Regions from separate parts of the Homo sapiens genome. Here region 2 is linked to region 1. The links are chromatin contacts, found by Hi-C or POLR2A ChIA-PET in ENCODE. All regions are on one chromosome and are shown on one strand. The core of a region is the stretch at or near the end of the contact, and the rest is flanking DNA. Distances in the headings are between cores, read along the strand shown. Region 1 overlaps TRAF3 (TNF receptor associated factor 3). Region 2 overlaps LOC105370680 (a long non-coding RNA gene).

Region 1 (7,812 bases), core at 3,368-5,867:
TGTGGAAGCTAAAAAAAGTTGATCTCACAGAAGTCAAAAGTAAACACAGGATACTAGAGGTTAGGAAGGGTAGGAGGATGGGAAAAATGGGGAGAGAGCTAGACAGGAACAGAGTCTAGTGTTCTATAGCACTGTCGGATGACTGCAGTTAACAATAATATATAGCTTCAGGCCAGGTGCTCTGGCTCACTCCTGTAATACCAGTGTTTTGGGAGGCTGAAGCAGGAAGACCACTTGAGGCCAGGAGTTTGAGACCAGCCTTAGCAACACAGCAAGACCCTGTCTGTACAAAAAAAAAAAAAAAAAAAAAAAAAAAAAAGGGCCAGGCATGGTGGCACAAGCCTACAGTCCTAGCTACTCGGGAGGCTGAGGCAGGAGGATCACTTGAGCCCACGAGTTCAAGGTTACAGTAAGTTATGACTGCACCACTGCACTCCAGCCTGGGTGGCAGAGTGAGACAGTCTGTACAAACACACACACACACACACACACACACACACACACTACTGCTGTAGCAGTATCCTCCTCACAATGTCAGCCCATCTTAGCAACTTCCGATCAAACTGAGAGTCAAATTGAGAGACTGTAATGAAGGCCTTCATCGCCTTTGCACTATGAGACAAGAGATCTGACCTCTGCACAAAAACAAACAAAAACCAAAAAAAAAAAAAAAAAAAAAAAACCGCCTACAGCGCAAACAGCTCCTTGAGCTCCTTGTAGGTGTGGCTTGTGGGAATGGTCAAGAGCCAGGCATGGCGGCACGGGCCTAATGTCCCAGCTACTCAGGAGGCTGAGGCGAAAACTGCTTAAGCCCAGGACTTCATGGCTGCAGTGTACTATCATCCAGGGCAGTACGACAGCACCTGTGAATAGCCACTGCACTCCCGCCTGAGGCAACATAGCAAGACTCTCTCTTAAGAAAAAAAAAAAAAAAGGTACCCATTGTTTGCTCAGAAGGACGCTAATACAGACAGCAGCAACGGGGCTCATGAGAAGAATCAAAGCAGCAAAAATCATGGGGATGCAGCAATTCGGCATCCCCTTAAGGATCAGGCTGTCCTCCACTCCACTGTGAGATACAAAGTGTATAATGCATGGGACTGGCGTCCTACAAGATGATCTAAGTGCATACATACTGAAAAAAGATGCAAAGACTATACACCAAGATGCTAATGGTGTGGGGATAATGAGGAAAATTATTTTATTTTTATCTTTATGTGTTTTCTCTGGGTATACATACAAAGTTAAGATACCTTTACCGAGCTTTCTCCTGAAGAATTCCTTCTTGATGTAAGTGACTGTAAAGGTTCTGCCCTCAGAGATGTCTTATTTCTGGGAATCCAGAATGTGTAATGGACTCGGGGTACCTTTTCTACGTTTCATCTCCCAAAGAATACGTCCACACCCAGGTAGGCTGATGCTGACACAGCAGACAACACTGACCTCCTCCATGCAGAAGTTTAACAGGTGAAATACAGTTACTGACATCAGCAAGAATTGTTGTCTTTCTCTTGATTCTCTCAGGTTCCTCAATTTATAGGATCACTGAGGCTTCACAGATGTCAGCTGCTGATCAAAACAATCATAAGCCCACATCATGATAAGCTCAAGATAAATCTTTAGCCTTAAGTCAGGAATTCTGGGCCCATCTGCATGTCAAATACCACAGAGCCAGTGTCTTGTGAACACTGCAAACACTTCTGAAGAACTACTTTATAAGTTCAGGAGAGCACATCTCAGAAAAAAATGGAATACTTATTTCAATTTCTCACAATTAACTCTAATTTATGACATTGACATTCTCCTACTTAAAAGCTTCTGATGGTCCACCACTCCAGAACTAAGCTTCAACTTGTAAAAGGGGCCATGATCACTGTCCTCACCACACACTGAGGTCACCCTATGTTCCCACCAGAGCCGACTGCACTGGGTGTGATGAACAGTATCTATACTCTCTCTCCCACTGCACCGCCCCATCCTCACCCAAATCCCCTCAAGATCAAAATTCTTTATCTTGTAAAACTCCTGCTCAAACATTACAGTTGTAGGGGGGAGGGGGTTGTTTGTTTTTTGGTAAAGCATTCTTGACCCTTTAAGCCAAGAGTTGGCAAACTTTTTTCCCATAAAGAGCCAGACAGTAACTATTTTATGTTTCATGGGTCACATATTCTTCTTTGCTTATTTTTACAATCCTTTAAACACATAAAAACTATTCTTAGACCCATAGTTTGCCAATCTGTTTTAGATACTACTGCCATGCCGTGCTCCAACGTTTTTGGTAATGCATGGATGGAGTATGTTTCATCAGTTTAACTTCAATCAGATGAACTTTCAAAAGCCAAACTGAGGTTTCCCTTTAAAGATCTGTTCTTGCCTACATGGTCTTTAAAAGTCTATGCTGTGGGCCAAGCGCGGTGGCTCATGCCTGTAATCCCAGCACTTTAGGAGGCCGAGGCGGGCAGATCACGAGGTCAGGAGATTGAGACCATCCTGGCTAACATGGTGAAACCCCATCTCTACTAAAAATACAAAAAATTAGCCGGGTGTGGTGGCGAGCGCCTGTGGTCCCAGCTACTCAGGAGACAGACAGGAGAATAGCATGAACCTGGGAGGCGGCGCTTGCAGTGAGCCGAGATTGCGCCCCTGAACTCCAGCCTGGGCAACAGAGCAAGACTCCGTCTCAAAAAAAAAAAAAAAAAAAAAGTCTATGCTGTGAAAGATTTTATTATAAAGCTTAAAAATAATCCTCATTTGGGATACATTCCATTTCCAGGAGACACAGAGCTTTAAGAAAGTCACTCTAGGCCAGGCGCGGTGGCTCACGCCTGTAATCTCAGCACTTTGGGAGGCTGAAGCAGGCAGATCACCTGAGGTGAGGAGTTTCAGACCAGCCTGGCCAACTGGTGAAACCCCGTCTCTACTAAAAATACAAAAATTAGCCGGGTGCGGCCAGGCACAGTGGCTCATGCCTGTAATCCCAGCACTTTGAGAGGCCAAGGCAGGCAGATCACGAGGTCAGGAGATTAAGACCATCCTGGCTAACACAGTGAAACCCAGTCTTTACTAAAAATACAAAAAATTAGCCGCGTGTAGTGGCACGCACCTGTAGTCCCAGCTACTTGGGAGGCTGAGGCAGGAGAATCTCTCGAACCTGGGAGGCAGAAGCTGCAGTAAGCAGGGATCGCGCCACTGCACTCCAGCCTGGGTGACAGAGCGAGACGCCATCTCAAAATAAATAAATAAATAAATATTAGCTGGGTGTGATGGCGCGCACCTGTAATCCCAGCTGCTCGGGAGGCTGAGGCAGGAGAATCACTTGAACCCAAGAGGTGGAGGCTGCAGTGAGCTGAGATCGTGCCACTGCACTGCAGCCTGGGCAACAGCGTAAGACTGTCTTAAAAAAAAAAAAAGTCAATCTATCACCATGCTCAAGACAATCAAATTAAAACTACAACTAAAATTTTTCTAGAAACAGCCATTGGTCATTCGACTCAGAGGACATATTTTCCCCAAATACTGAAAATGTGCCTTTAATATTTACATTATGTCCTGTAAAATGCGTCTATAGCTAGGGTCCACCTTCTAGACCAATTTGGAAGTTTTTCTGTTCCAACAAATCCTCTTAAATAACTTCTCAGACATTTCCTTCCCTTGGAGGCTGCCTTGGAAGCCCTCTAGCACCTGACTAGTATGGTTCTTCTTTTCTTTTTTTTTTTTTTTGAGATGGAGTCTCGCTCTGTTGCCCAGGCTGGAGTGCAGTGGCACAATCTCGGCTCACTTCAACCTCTGCCTCCTGGGTTCAAGCAATTCTCCTGCCTCAGCCTCCTGAGTAGCTAAGATTACAGGCATGTGCCACCACACCCGGCTAATTTTTGTATTTGTAGTAAAGGTGGGGTTTCACCATCTTGGCCAGGCTAGTCTCAAACTCCTGACCTCAGGTGATTCGCCTGTCTCAGCCTCCCAAAGTGCTGGGATTACAGGTGTGAGCCACCGCACCTGGCCTAGTGTGTTCTTCTTTCACATCCATCTCCATTGCGAAACTTAGGAATGCTCCAGTATCAGCCTGTGGCAAACCAGGGACGTGGCCAAAGTGACTCTCTGTGCCCTCCCCTCCCACTTCCTGTCCATCCAAAACAACCGCCAAATAAATGCACAGTTATAAACACCTGGACCATGCATTCCATCCATGCATTCCTTCACCTCTAACAAAATAAAATTTCATTTCTTTCAGACGTGTCTTAAGGACTAGTGGAGCATAGAGGTATGCTGCCTCAACTTCCTTCCAGTACTGATTTGCATGTTGGAGTAATTATGCCAAGGCCATGGTGCTAGTTTTCCATTTCCTTTTTCGTAAAAAGGCCAACTAACTCACCATGCTCTACTTCAAAAGCTTACTAACAACATCACTATGCGCCTACCTTTCTGTGTGCCATAAAAACAGGGTGGAACATTTGCCAGCTGTAGGGATAAGAGAGCTCCCCTGGAGCTGTGGTCGCTGCCCTCATGCCTCACCACTAATGGCTTAGTTCTTTTAATACTCTGAAAGGTGAGGAAAAAATAACTGACAGAAAAATCCCCTACACAAAAACCCCAACTCTGCGGGAAGGAGGGCAGGTCCCTGTGAATCATCCACCCATCCTCCAAGTGAAAGGCAGCACAGGTGAGTGAGTTATCATCTAAAGATGGCCAAAGCAAGAGGACTGCTTGAGGCCAGGAGACCAAGACCGGCCTGGGCAGCATAGCAAGACCCCATCTCCACAAGAAAATAAACATGGCTAGTAGAAAGGGACACAGCCCTGTGGGGATGGCTGAGGAGGAAACTGTAGGACACAGGCAACAGGACTCCAGGTGCAGGCATGGAGAGACTGAGGCCCCAGGCCCCTGGAGAAAGGAGGACAAGGCAGCAGGCAGGACAGGCAGTGTCCAGGGGGAACAATGATGGCCTCCTGGGCAGGCAGGCTCCTGGGGCTGAAGCTGGGGCAGCAGGGAGACGCAAGACCTTATCAGGAGGAATGCAGGGTGCACTGAATGCAGTCAGAGGCCGTAAAGGGTTTTCAGGGAAGGGCAGGAGGCCACCTATGTTTAGATCTCTCTGACAGCAGCATGGAGAAAGGCCTGGAGAAAACTGGGGTGAAGTGGATAGACAAGTTGGGGCCACCGGCATCAGCAGAAGGCTTGCCTGGGCTGGGGACCAGGGACGTGGGAAAACAGGGTGCAGAAGTGAGCACCAACGACAGATTGTGAGAGAAGAGGGACCAAGAAATGCTCCCCAGTCTTCTAGCATCTGGATGGGGGTAGGGAGGAATCAAGAGCTTCACTAGAGACAGGTTAGGTGTCATTCAAGCAATAACACCCAGTGGCCCCAGTCATGCCCCATTCACTCACTCTCAAGGTTTGTGGACAAAACGCCTCCTTGTCCTGCAGGTCCGGGACAATGAGCCCCTCTGAGACCAGCTGTATGAAGCACTCCACTCTTGACCTCCCCCCAGCCCTGCCAGGCCCCCTCTATTCTTCTGGAATCAGCACATGGACTTCCCTGTCTTCAAGGTCTGCCTTAGAACACAGGCCTCATGACTACAGGGAGCTGCCCATATCATTTCCTGCCATGCCCTGGTACACAGGAGGGTGCCCGGCACATACCAAGGACTCAATAGCTGTTAAATAAATATGCAGGTCCGAAGCTGAAGCTCAAGGGGCAGCTTGGACTAAAGACATAAGTTTGGGGAACTTGGGAACCACAGCTGGAAAATTATTTTATTTTTCTAATGGTATCTACTCAAAAATTCCCATTCTGCTAACCAAAGTTTTGATGTAAATTATGGCATGTTGGGAAGGGTTTATCCAGACTGGCTTGATGGACTTCTGGGCACTCTAGCCTCCAAGTGCCCTCTGCTGTTTAATGACTAAAGAGACTGAATTTCTGTAGAAAGTACCTCACCTTATGAAAACATAAAATCTTAACAGTCATACATTCACTAGAAATCAAGAAGAGTATGGTGAATGAACAATTTCCAAGCCACGGTTTCTCAACCTTGGCGCAACTAACATTTTGAACCCGAAAACTCTTTGCTGTAGGGATATGCTGAGCACTGCAGGGTGTTCACAGCATCCCTCGTTCTACTTACCAATGCCAGTGGCATCCCCCACCCCACTTCTGAAGGTTTCCAGACACTGCAAAATGCCCCCTAGGGTACGAAACTGCACCCCACCCCCACCCCACCAACTCCATCTCTGGATGAGAACCACTGTCCCAGACCCAGTGGTCTTTCCATGTAACTACAACCAAGGAAACAGGAATCAAATTTAGTTAAGTTTGAAATGTTCACTTAAAAACAACTAGTCCAAATGACATCCTCTAGTGAAACTAAAAGTAAAACAGGTATGTACTCACACAAACCATCCCAGTGAGGTTTTGAACCATGACATCAAAACATGCTGACATTTCCTTTGAAGAGTCTGGGTCTAAATTGGACAATCTTCGGAAGGACTGCCTCACGCTCTAGCTGAGGGAATGCATGACTAACCTCTTCATTTCAACAGGACACAGGAAAACGTAGCCAGGTAGAGCATTCTTTCCCTATGTAAAACTGCATGGAATCACCGAGCTGGCTGCAGGCAGGGGCTCCCTGGTGCCTCACTGCTCACCAGCAGGGAGGAGAACCCAACAGTAGTCTTGGGCAGCGATGACTCAGCCACAGCAGAAGCCACAGAGGGCTTGGAGTCCAGCGGTGAGTCTCTACGCAAGGGGGCTCCCAGCATCCTGCAATCCACTCACCGAGGGCAGTGAGGGTCTCATCTGGATATCTTCTTCCACTTGTCACTGTCTTTATGCACATCGCTCTCCACAGAAAAGTGAGTAATTCTTACACACTTTAAATCACTTGGGACATTTTTAGTATCAGATTCCCACATCAGTTTACCACAGAGTTTTTGAGGTTTTACCTTTTTCCTTCCCATCTAAGAAGAGCACACACTAGAAAAGAAGCATCCAGTGAATCTCCTGGCCTCCAAACTCCCCCATGATGGGAGTGGTGATGGGGTGTCCAGAGTAAAATGTCTGATAATGAGACCAAAACTAGTTGCTAATTATCTAAATTATCTAAACCAAAGGGTACCAAATATGCATGGAGAACAAATACTCCCTTAAGCACCAAAAGGAAAGAAAACTGAAGGCAAGTAATTAAGGCATTAAAGATGTGTCAATCACAATACAAATTCTTCTACGTCCAGGGAAGGTCAAAATCTTTCCTTGTGTTCCTCAAAATATGGTGGTATAGACAAGAACCACTGGCATTTTTTCTGTCCTGGAGGATCAATTTTGGTGCACAGAAAGATTTTTAGAAGTTTGTAATATTAGAACATATATATTACATATCATACAGCAGAACTCAAAATTCATATGAATTTTAGAAAAAAAGGACCACAAAAACCAGGTATCAAGAACAGGGTTAGGTGTGATGTCTCATGCCTGTAGTCCCAGCACTTTGGGATGCTGGGGCAGGATGATTACTTGAGGCCAGGAGTTCAAGACCAGCCTGGGCGATATAGCAAAACCCTGTCGCTACAAAAAATACAAAAATTATCCAGTGTGGTGGCTTGCACCTGTAGTTCCAGCTACTTGGGAGGCTGAGGTGGGAGGATCACTTGAGCCCAGGAGGTTGATGCTCCTGTGAGCTGAGATCATGCCATTACATTCCAGCCTGGGCAACAGAGTGAGACCCTGACTCAAAAAATAAAAAAAGAAAAGGCTGCTTTAGGATATTGCGTTCTTGGCCCTCTGAAAGGGTACAAGTCACACATCCACTGTCCTCT
Region 2 (7,812 bases), core at 2,335-4,834, 280 kb after region 1:
AGGGTCCAGGCCGGGCGCGGTGGTTCACACCTGTAATCCCAACACTTTGGGAGGCTGAGGCGGGCGGATCACAAGGTCAGGCGTTCGAGACCAGCCTGGGAAACCGAGGGAGACCTCCATCTCTACAAAAAGCACGAAAATTAGCCGGGCATGGCGGTGTGGGCCTGTAGTCCCAGCTACTTGAGAGGCTGAGGTGGGAGGATCACCTGAGCCCAGGAGAGGCTGCAGTGAGTTGTGATCGTGCCACTGTTAGCGTTGGAGGGTTTCCAGGATCTTGGTGTCTTGAACAAAGAATTGGACAAAACGTATAAACAAATCAAGGAAAGAATGAAGAAACAAAAGCAGAGTTTTATTGAAAACAAAAGTACAGTCGACTGCACAGAGTGGGAGCGGCCGGAGCACGTTGGCTCAAGAGCCCGTCACAGAATTTTCTGGAGTTTAAATACTCTCTAGAGGTTTCCATTGGTTATTTGGTGTGCACCCTATGTAAATGAAGAGGCTTAAAGTGAGTTACTGAAGTGAAGTTACAAAGCTATTTACTGGGTGTACACCCTATGTAAATGAAGAGGATGAAGTTACAAAGTCACTTACTTGGTGAACGCCCTATGCAAATGAAGAGGATATTTCCTGTCGTAGCTGAAATGCCTCCTCTCTCCTCTCCATCTGATTTAGTTCTGGGAAGTCCTCAGGTTCCCTTCCTCTAGGACTTATTCTCCCGTCTCACCACTGCACTCAAGCCTGGGCCCCAGAGCCAGACTCTGTGTCTAAAAAAAAGAAAAAAAGAGGCCAGGCACAGTGGCTCACACCTGTAATCCCAGTACTTTGGGAGGCTGAGGCAGGTGGATCACCTGAGGTCAGGAGTTGGAGACCAGCCTGGCCAACATGGTGAAACCCCGTCTCTACTAAAAGTACAAAAAATCAGCCAGGCGTGGTGGCGTGAGCCTATAGTCCCAGCTACTCTGGAGGCTGAGGCAGGAAAATCACTTGAACCCAGGAGGCGGAGGTTGCAGTGAGCCAAGATTGCGCCATTGCACTCCAGCCTGGGCTACAGGGCAAAACTCCATCTCAAAAAACAACAGCAAACAAAAAGAAAAAAAATAAAACCAGGTACGGCAGAGCCACAGGATGAAAGGAATAAAGGCAGCCCAGGTTCCTGACACTGTGACACTCCTTGCCATATAAGCCCTGGGCCCCTCTAAACAGATTTTGTTTTTGTTTTTGTTTTTGAGACAGCATTTTGCTCTGTTGCCCAGGCTGGAGTGCAGTGGCACAATTCAGCTCACTGCAACCTCCACCTCCCGGGTTCAAGTGATTCTCCTGCCTCAGCCTCCCAAGTAGCTGGGATTACAGGCGCCTGCCACCACGCCCAGCTAATTTTTTTGTATTTTTAGTAGAGACGGGGTTTCACCATGTTGGCCAGGCTGGTCTCGAACTCCTGACCTCAAGCGATTCACTCCCCTTGGCCTCCCAAAGTACTGAGATTACAGGTGTGAGCCACCGCGCCCGGCCGACATCTTCACAATGAGAGAAAAATAAGCTTCCATTGAGTCTGAGCTGTCCTTTTCTGGGGTTTTCTACTGGGTCCGCTTGACTCTGAGTCTAACACTTTTCTTGCTCTTCCAGAGTTTCTTCTCTGAGGAGGTACAGTGAGGAACAGAGAGGTCTTGGTTCAGAGTAGGCCCTGGGGTTTATGATTTGACATTTTATGTAGGGTGCAGGGACCCCAAATGATTTCTATCTTCATTATTCTATTTATTTATTTTTTGGGATCAGTTTCGCTCTGTCACCCAGACTGGAGTGTAGTGGCGCCATCTTGACTCACTGCAATCTCCGCCTCCCGGGTTCAAGCGATTCTCCTGCCTCAGCCTCCTGAGTAGCTGGGACTATAGGGGCGTGCAATCACGCCCGACTAATTTTCGTATTTTTAGTAGAGATGAGGTTTCACCATGTTGGTCAGGCTGGTCTCGAACTCTTGACCTTGTGATCTGCCTGCCTTGGCCTCCCAAGGTGCTGGGATTACAGGTGTGAGCCACAGCGCCCGGCTATTTTTTAATTTTATTTTATTTTTGAGATGGAGTTTCGCTTTTCTTGCCCAGGCTAGAGTGCAGTGGCACGATCTTGGCTCACCACAGCCTCTGCCTCCCAGCTTCAAGTGATTCTCCTGCTTCAGCTTCCTGAGTAGCTGGAATTACAGGCATATGCCACCACGCCTGGCTAATTTTGTATTTTTAGTAGAGACCGGGTTTCTCCATGTTGGTCAGGCTGGTCTCGAACTCCTGACTTCAGGTGATCCGACCACCTAGGCCTCCCAAAGTGCTGGGATTACAGGCATGATCCACTGCACCCAGGCTTTATTTTTAATTTATTATATTTTTTTCAGACAGGGTGTTGCTCCGTTGTCCAGGCTGGAGTGCAGTGGCGTGCTCACAGCTCACTGCAGACTTCACCTACAGAACTCAAATGATCCTCCCACCTCAGCCTCCAGAGTAGCTGGGACTCTGCCATTGCACCTGGCCCAGAAATGATTTTTAGTAGTTAACTCCTTTTTCTTTCTTTTTTTAATTTTTGTTTTTTTGAGACAGTGTCTCACTCTCTCACCCAGGTTGTAGTCCAATGGTGTGATTGCCATTCACTGCAGCCTCAACCTCGTGGGCTCAAGTGATCCTCCCACCTCAGCCTCCCGAGTAGCTGAGACTACAGGTGCACGCCACAACCCCCAGCTAATTTTTTTTTTTTTTTTTTTTTTTTTTTTTTTTTTGTAGAGAAGGTTTCACCATGCTGCCCTGACTGGTCTTGAACTCCTGGGTTCAAGCGATCCTCCTGCCTTGACCTCTCAAAGTGGTAGGATTACAGGCTTGAGCCACTGCGCCCGCCTGCTAAACCCCTTTTCACAGGAAATTTTACTCAGAAGCTCAACAACAACAATAACAAAATCACTTCCTGAACTGAGAATGTCCAGTTGAAGTGAGTGGGGTGGGAGCCCTACCCACGTGGCCTCCCCTCCTAGGTCCCCAGTTCCCTAAGACACTCCCAGTTCCCTAAGCCTCTGGCACAGCTACGTATTTATTTATTTATTTATTATTTATTTATTTATGAGACAGAGTCTCGCTCTGTCTCCCAGACTGGAGTACAGTGGCACGATTTCAGCTCACTGCATCCTCTACCTCCCAGGTTCAAGCGATTCTCCTGCCTGAGCCTCTGAAGCAGCTGGGATTACAGGTGTGCACCACCACGCTCAGCTACTTTTTTGTATTTTTAGTACTTTTTGTATTTAGTATTTTTTTTATTTAGTAATTTAGTATATGTTGTATTTTTAGTGGTTTCACCATGTTGGCCAGGTTGGTCTCAAACTCCTGACCTCAGGTGATCTGCCCACCTCTGCCTCCCAAAGTGCTGGGATTACAGGCGTGAGCCACTGTGCCCGGCCAGGGCTACATTCTCGAAAGCACCTTCCTGCCCCCTGCCTTACCCCAGGATGGCAGGACCCAGTCTCTGGGTGTCAGAGAGAGTGACGGGAAGGCTACAGTGACTCAGCCTGGGAGCCACCAACAGCCATCACCCCTGGGCCTGAGGTCGGGCAGGGCTGCTTGTCACCCTCGGGAGTCTTTGGCTCCGGGGACTCAGGGCATAGCAGCACCTTCCCCAAGCCCTCCCCATCCCACAGGGCAGGCGTGGGAAGCAGCAGGTCCCACCTTTCCCCAGGATACTGCCTGGCAATGCCTGGGTAGCTGGAGTCTGGGTCAAACCCAGGGGAGCAGGAAGGCCCAGAGCCTCAGTCCCACTGCCAGGCCCCTCAGGCTCCTCCTTCATCAACAAAGCAAATGAAGGCAACAAACTCAGAGTGCACCTCTCCACCCTTCCCTCTGCTCCATGAGTGGCCACGCCACGCCCAGCCCTGCCCTGCCCTGCCCTGCCCCATGTCTTCCTCCCCACCGCTCTGTGACTCAGAGTTAAGAGATGAGACACTCTGAAATCACTCTAGGGTGAGGGGCTGGCATTTGTGTTGCCAACCTGATGTTCCCAGGAGGCACCCACAAACTACACCCTTGGTGGCTGAGGGTGCATCCTTCTGTTCAGCGAGTCATCAGGAAGCATGTCACAGTGGAGTGGTGCTTTCTCCATTGGTGGCAGGTGGAACACAAGCTTCTCGAAGTTTTCCACCATTGTTTCCCTAGTTGTGCAGGCCAATTGACCAGGATAATGGAGGCCTGCTGCTATCACAGAAGAACCTTGCTTTATCAAAAATCCACGTGAGGCTGGGTGTGGTGGCTCACGCCTGTAATCCTAGCACTTTGGGAGGCCAAAACAGGGAGATCACTTGAGGTCGGGAGTTCAAGACAAGCCTGGCCAACATGGTGAAACCCCGTCTCTACTAAAAATACAAAATTAGCTGGGTCTGGTGGTGCAGGCCTGTAATCCCAGCTACTTGGGAGGCTGAGGCAGGAGAATCGCTTGAACTCGGGAGGCAGAGGTTGTAGTGAGCTGAGATCACGCCACTGCACTCCAGCCTGAGCAACAAGAGCGAAACTCCGTCTCAAAAAAAAAAAAAAGAAAAAAAAAAGAGCAAAACTCTGTCTCAACAAAACAAAACAAAACAAAAAAACAAAACAAAACAAAAAACCCAAACCAAAAAACTCCATGCGAGTGTTACGCGGTACCCCTGCAACATGGGAATCCTTGTGTGATGCAAAAGTTAGGTTTTATGCATTTGCTCAATTTTGCACCTCCCACTCCAAATGGCCACGGAAGGCTGGTGCGCCGGAAGGTGTTCTGTGTCTGTCCGGTGGCTTCTCCTCAACCTAGCCTGCACTCGCCAGGCTCTCATTCTTGTAGTTCAGAAGCAAAGTTTTAGAGAGAGTATGGATTTTGCCATTGGAATTGCTGGCTTCCGGTTGTGGCTGTGTGACCTTGGGCATGTCACTCGACCTCTCTAAGCCTCCATTTCCTCTCTGCTTTTAGTCCCCACTAAGGCCAACGTGTGTATGGAAGTGGGGGTGGGGCTGGGGGTTGGGATGGCATTTTCTTCCTTGGCAGACAGGGCCCTTGAGAGCCTTAAAGAGGGGCCGGGCGCGTTGGCTCATGCCTGTAATCCCAGCACTTTGGGAAGCCAAGGCGGGCAGATCACCTGAGGTCAGGAGTTCAAGACCAGCCTGACCAACATGGTGAATCCCAGTATCTACCAAAAATACTAAAATTAGCTGGGCATGGTGGTGCATGCCTATAGTCCCAGCTACTCAAGAGGCTGAGGCAGAGGCAGGAGAATCGCTTGAACCCGGGAGGCAGAGGTTGCAGTGAGCTGAGATGGCGCTACTACACTCCAGGCTGGGTGACAGAGTGAGTCATGGTCTCAAAAAAAAAAAAAAAAAGAACCTTAAAGAGGACTGCTATGAGTTCTCCTTGCAGACGAGGAAAGTACCCCAGTTTGACCCCTCAGTCTCCGGCTCTGGCTGGGTAGGGCCATCCTGGCTTGGTACTTTTGCCCTAGCTCAGGCCACGGTGAGCCCCCCGGTGAGCAAATGCTCTTGGTCATGCCATGCAGAGGCTGGGCTGGGCGCTCTGTGGATCCCCACGCAGGATGGGTTCTGGGGTGCACAGAAGAACCTTTTTCAAACATGGTGGTAAAACGCACATCACATAACACTTACCGTTTAAACCATGCTTAAGTGTACAGTTCACGTCTTTGCCATGGTCAGGGGAAAGAAGGAGGAAGGGAGGAATGGAAAGAAAGAAAAGAAAAATAAAGAAAGAGAAAGAAAGGAAGGAAGGAAAGGGAGGGAACAAACGAATGAAAGAGAAAGAAAAAGAAAGAGAAAGAAAGGAAGAAAGAAAGAAAAAGAAAGAAAGGAAGGAAAGAGAAAGAGAAAAAGGAGGGAAAGAGGGAAAGAGAAAAAGAGGAAGGAAGGAAGGAAAAGAAAGAAGGAAGGAAAGAAGAAAGGAGGCAGGGAGGGAGGAAGGAAGGAAGGAAGGAAGGAAGGAAGGAAGGAAGGAAGGAAGGAAGGAAAAAAAAAGCGTACAGTTCAATCTAAGCCGAAACTCCATACCCATTAAACAATACCTCCCCATTCACGGCTCCTCCCAGCCCCTGGCAACCACTATTCTACTTCCTGTCTCTCTGAATTTGACTACTCTGGACACAGAATGTAAGTGGAATCCTACAGTATTTGTCTTTTTGTGACTAGCTTATTGCACTCCGCATAATGTCAGGGTTCACCTTTCATCCATGTTGCAGCATATGCAGAATTTCCTTCTTTCTGCGGTTAAAGAGCTCTCCACTGTCCGTATAGACTGTTTGCTCACCCCTTCACCCGTCCGTGGACCCGTGGGCTGCTCCCACCTTTTGGCTGTTGGGAACGCTGCTACTGTGAAAGTGGGTGTGCAAATGGAAGAACATTATTTTGATGGTGTTGAATTTGGTTTAACCCATATTAGAGCAAACATAAGGAGCACAGCAAACATCACAGATATGAGATGAATGCTTAGGGTGCGGCTGCAGTGACGAAGTGATTTCAGGTCAATCACGAAAGGGTGACAGCGGACAGGATGAGAGTCGCCAGGAGCCAGCGAGAATGACTTCGGTTTGAGAAAGTCTAAGCTGGGTCAAGCCAAGGAGGAGCCCAGGCCACTCGCCCCGCGTCTCCCTCGCCGGGATCCCCTCCTCGGACCTCCCCCTCCTGTCTCCGGGCTAGCCCTTCTGCCTGCGGCTACCACACTCCCCTGGGGCAGCTTTGGCCCCGGGTTCCAGGAAAGCATCTGATTGGCCGTGTTCTCACTAGGCCAGCCCTGATAGATCACTGGCCAGCCTATGGATAGGCTCCCCTCAGTCAGATGCCCATGCCTGGTCCAATCAGCGGTGGGAAGCCGGGAGGGTCGGGGAAGTAGCTGTGGCTGGCGGGGCTCCCAACTCCTGCAGGGACTCCTGGCGGGTCCAAGGTGAAGCCCGGCCAGTCTCAGGCTTCACAGCGCCCCCTGGTGGTCCGGGGCGGAGGCGGGGAGGAGCCCAGGCAGCCGCAGGGCGAGGCTCAGGGCAGGCGTGGAGGCTCAGATCCGTAATCTCAGCACTTTGGAAGCCAAGGGGGGAGGATCGCTTGAGATTGGGAGTTTGAGGCTAGCCTGGGCAACATAGTGAGACCCCCTATCTCTACTAAAAATTAAATTTAAAAAAAGGGGGTCAAGGTCTGAGCATGGCTGACTCCACTCTGGACTCCATACCTGAGGGTAACCAAGGGAAGGGTGTTGGGGAGCGGTCCTGCCTGGGGCTGACCCCCCAGAACCTGCCCAGCTCCCCTTCTATCTGGGGCTGGGGGAGTTGGTTAGTGCGGGGTGGGGTGCGGGGACCCAGAACCCCCCAAAGCTGCTCTTCTCTCCCGGGCAGCCTCTGCCTTCTCCCAGCCCCCCTTTCATCACTCAGGGAGCCCTGAAAGTGAGGACCTCAGGTACTGTGCGTTTCCTAACCTCGCCTCAATCCTGGGTGTCCTGTTTGGACTCTGGGGCCCTCTGCGCGGCTCTCAGCGAATCTCTCAGCACAGGGGTGCATGGGTACCCCGCCCTTTGGTTCCAGGCTCAAGTCAGTGGCACCGTGTCCCCTCCAGGCCAGAGAGAGGGGTCTGCTCCCAGCGGTTCGTGGGCGGCTGGGGCTGGCGCACACCCTCTCTGCCTTTCCCTCCCGAAGCGCCGCCGTGGGCCAGGCCCCACCCGAACGGGGAGCGTCCCTAATTGCCCTGCACTAATTGCAGCTTCACCTGCGCGGCTGGGCTGGCCTCCCCTGAGCCTGGAGCTTGTTATTGGAAATAAGCCGATTTCTCCAGTTTGGGA

What was found. A loop is a pair of places that touch in the nucleus more often than their neighbours do. ChIA-PET counts read pairs that join two places held with the same protein, here RNA polymerase II (POLR2A). Pooled maps may share reads with other maps.
Region 2: a loop to region 1 is called in a pooled map, with 3 times the contacts of the local background. The contact joins two enhancer-like sites. A Hi-C loop is called at or near these places in 3 of 37 single-sample maps with no recorded cell type and 7 of 50 pooled maps. POLR2A ChIA-PET finds 5 or more read pairs at or near these places in 1 of 52 experiments (B cell).

The regions. Positions count from the first base shown.
Region 1 is chr14:102,804,421-102,812,232 of GRCh38, reverse strand. The region is part of intron 1 of TRAF3 (TNF receptor associated factor 3); the gene reads right to left. Among named protein-coding and RNA genes, the nearest start is that of TRAF3, 31 kb to the right of the region's middle. RefSeq lists silencers at 471-580, 2,390-2,549 and an enhancer at 6,443-6,532. Within about 2 kb of position 4,617, at least 7 of the 41 ENCODE cell types and tissues checked have a DNase peak (open chromatin) inside an H3K27ac peak, as active enhancers do.
Region 2 is chr14:102,523,808-102,531,619 of GRCh38, reverse strand. LOC105370680 (a long non-coding RNA gene) reads right to left here. Exons shown (of 4, transcript XR_944239.2): 2 at 6,212-6,359; 3 at 592-764; 4 at 329-482. Among named protein-coding and RNA genes, the nearest start is that of MIR4309, 12 kb to the left of the region's middle. RefSeq lists an enhancer at 2,381-2,882 and a silencer at 6,778-7,077. Within about 2 kb of position 3,584, at least 3 of the 41 ENCODE cell types and tissues checked have a DNase peak (open chromatin) inside an H3K27ac peak, as active enhancers do.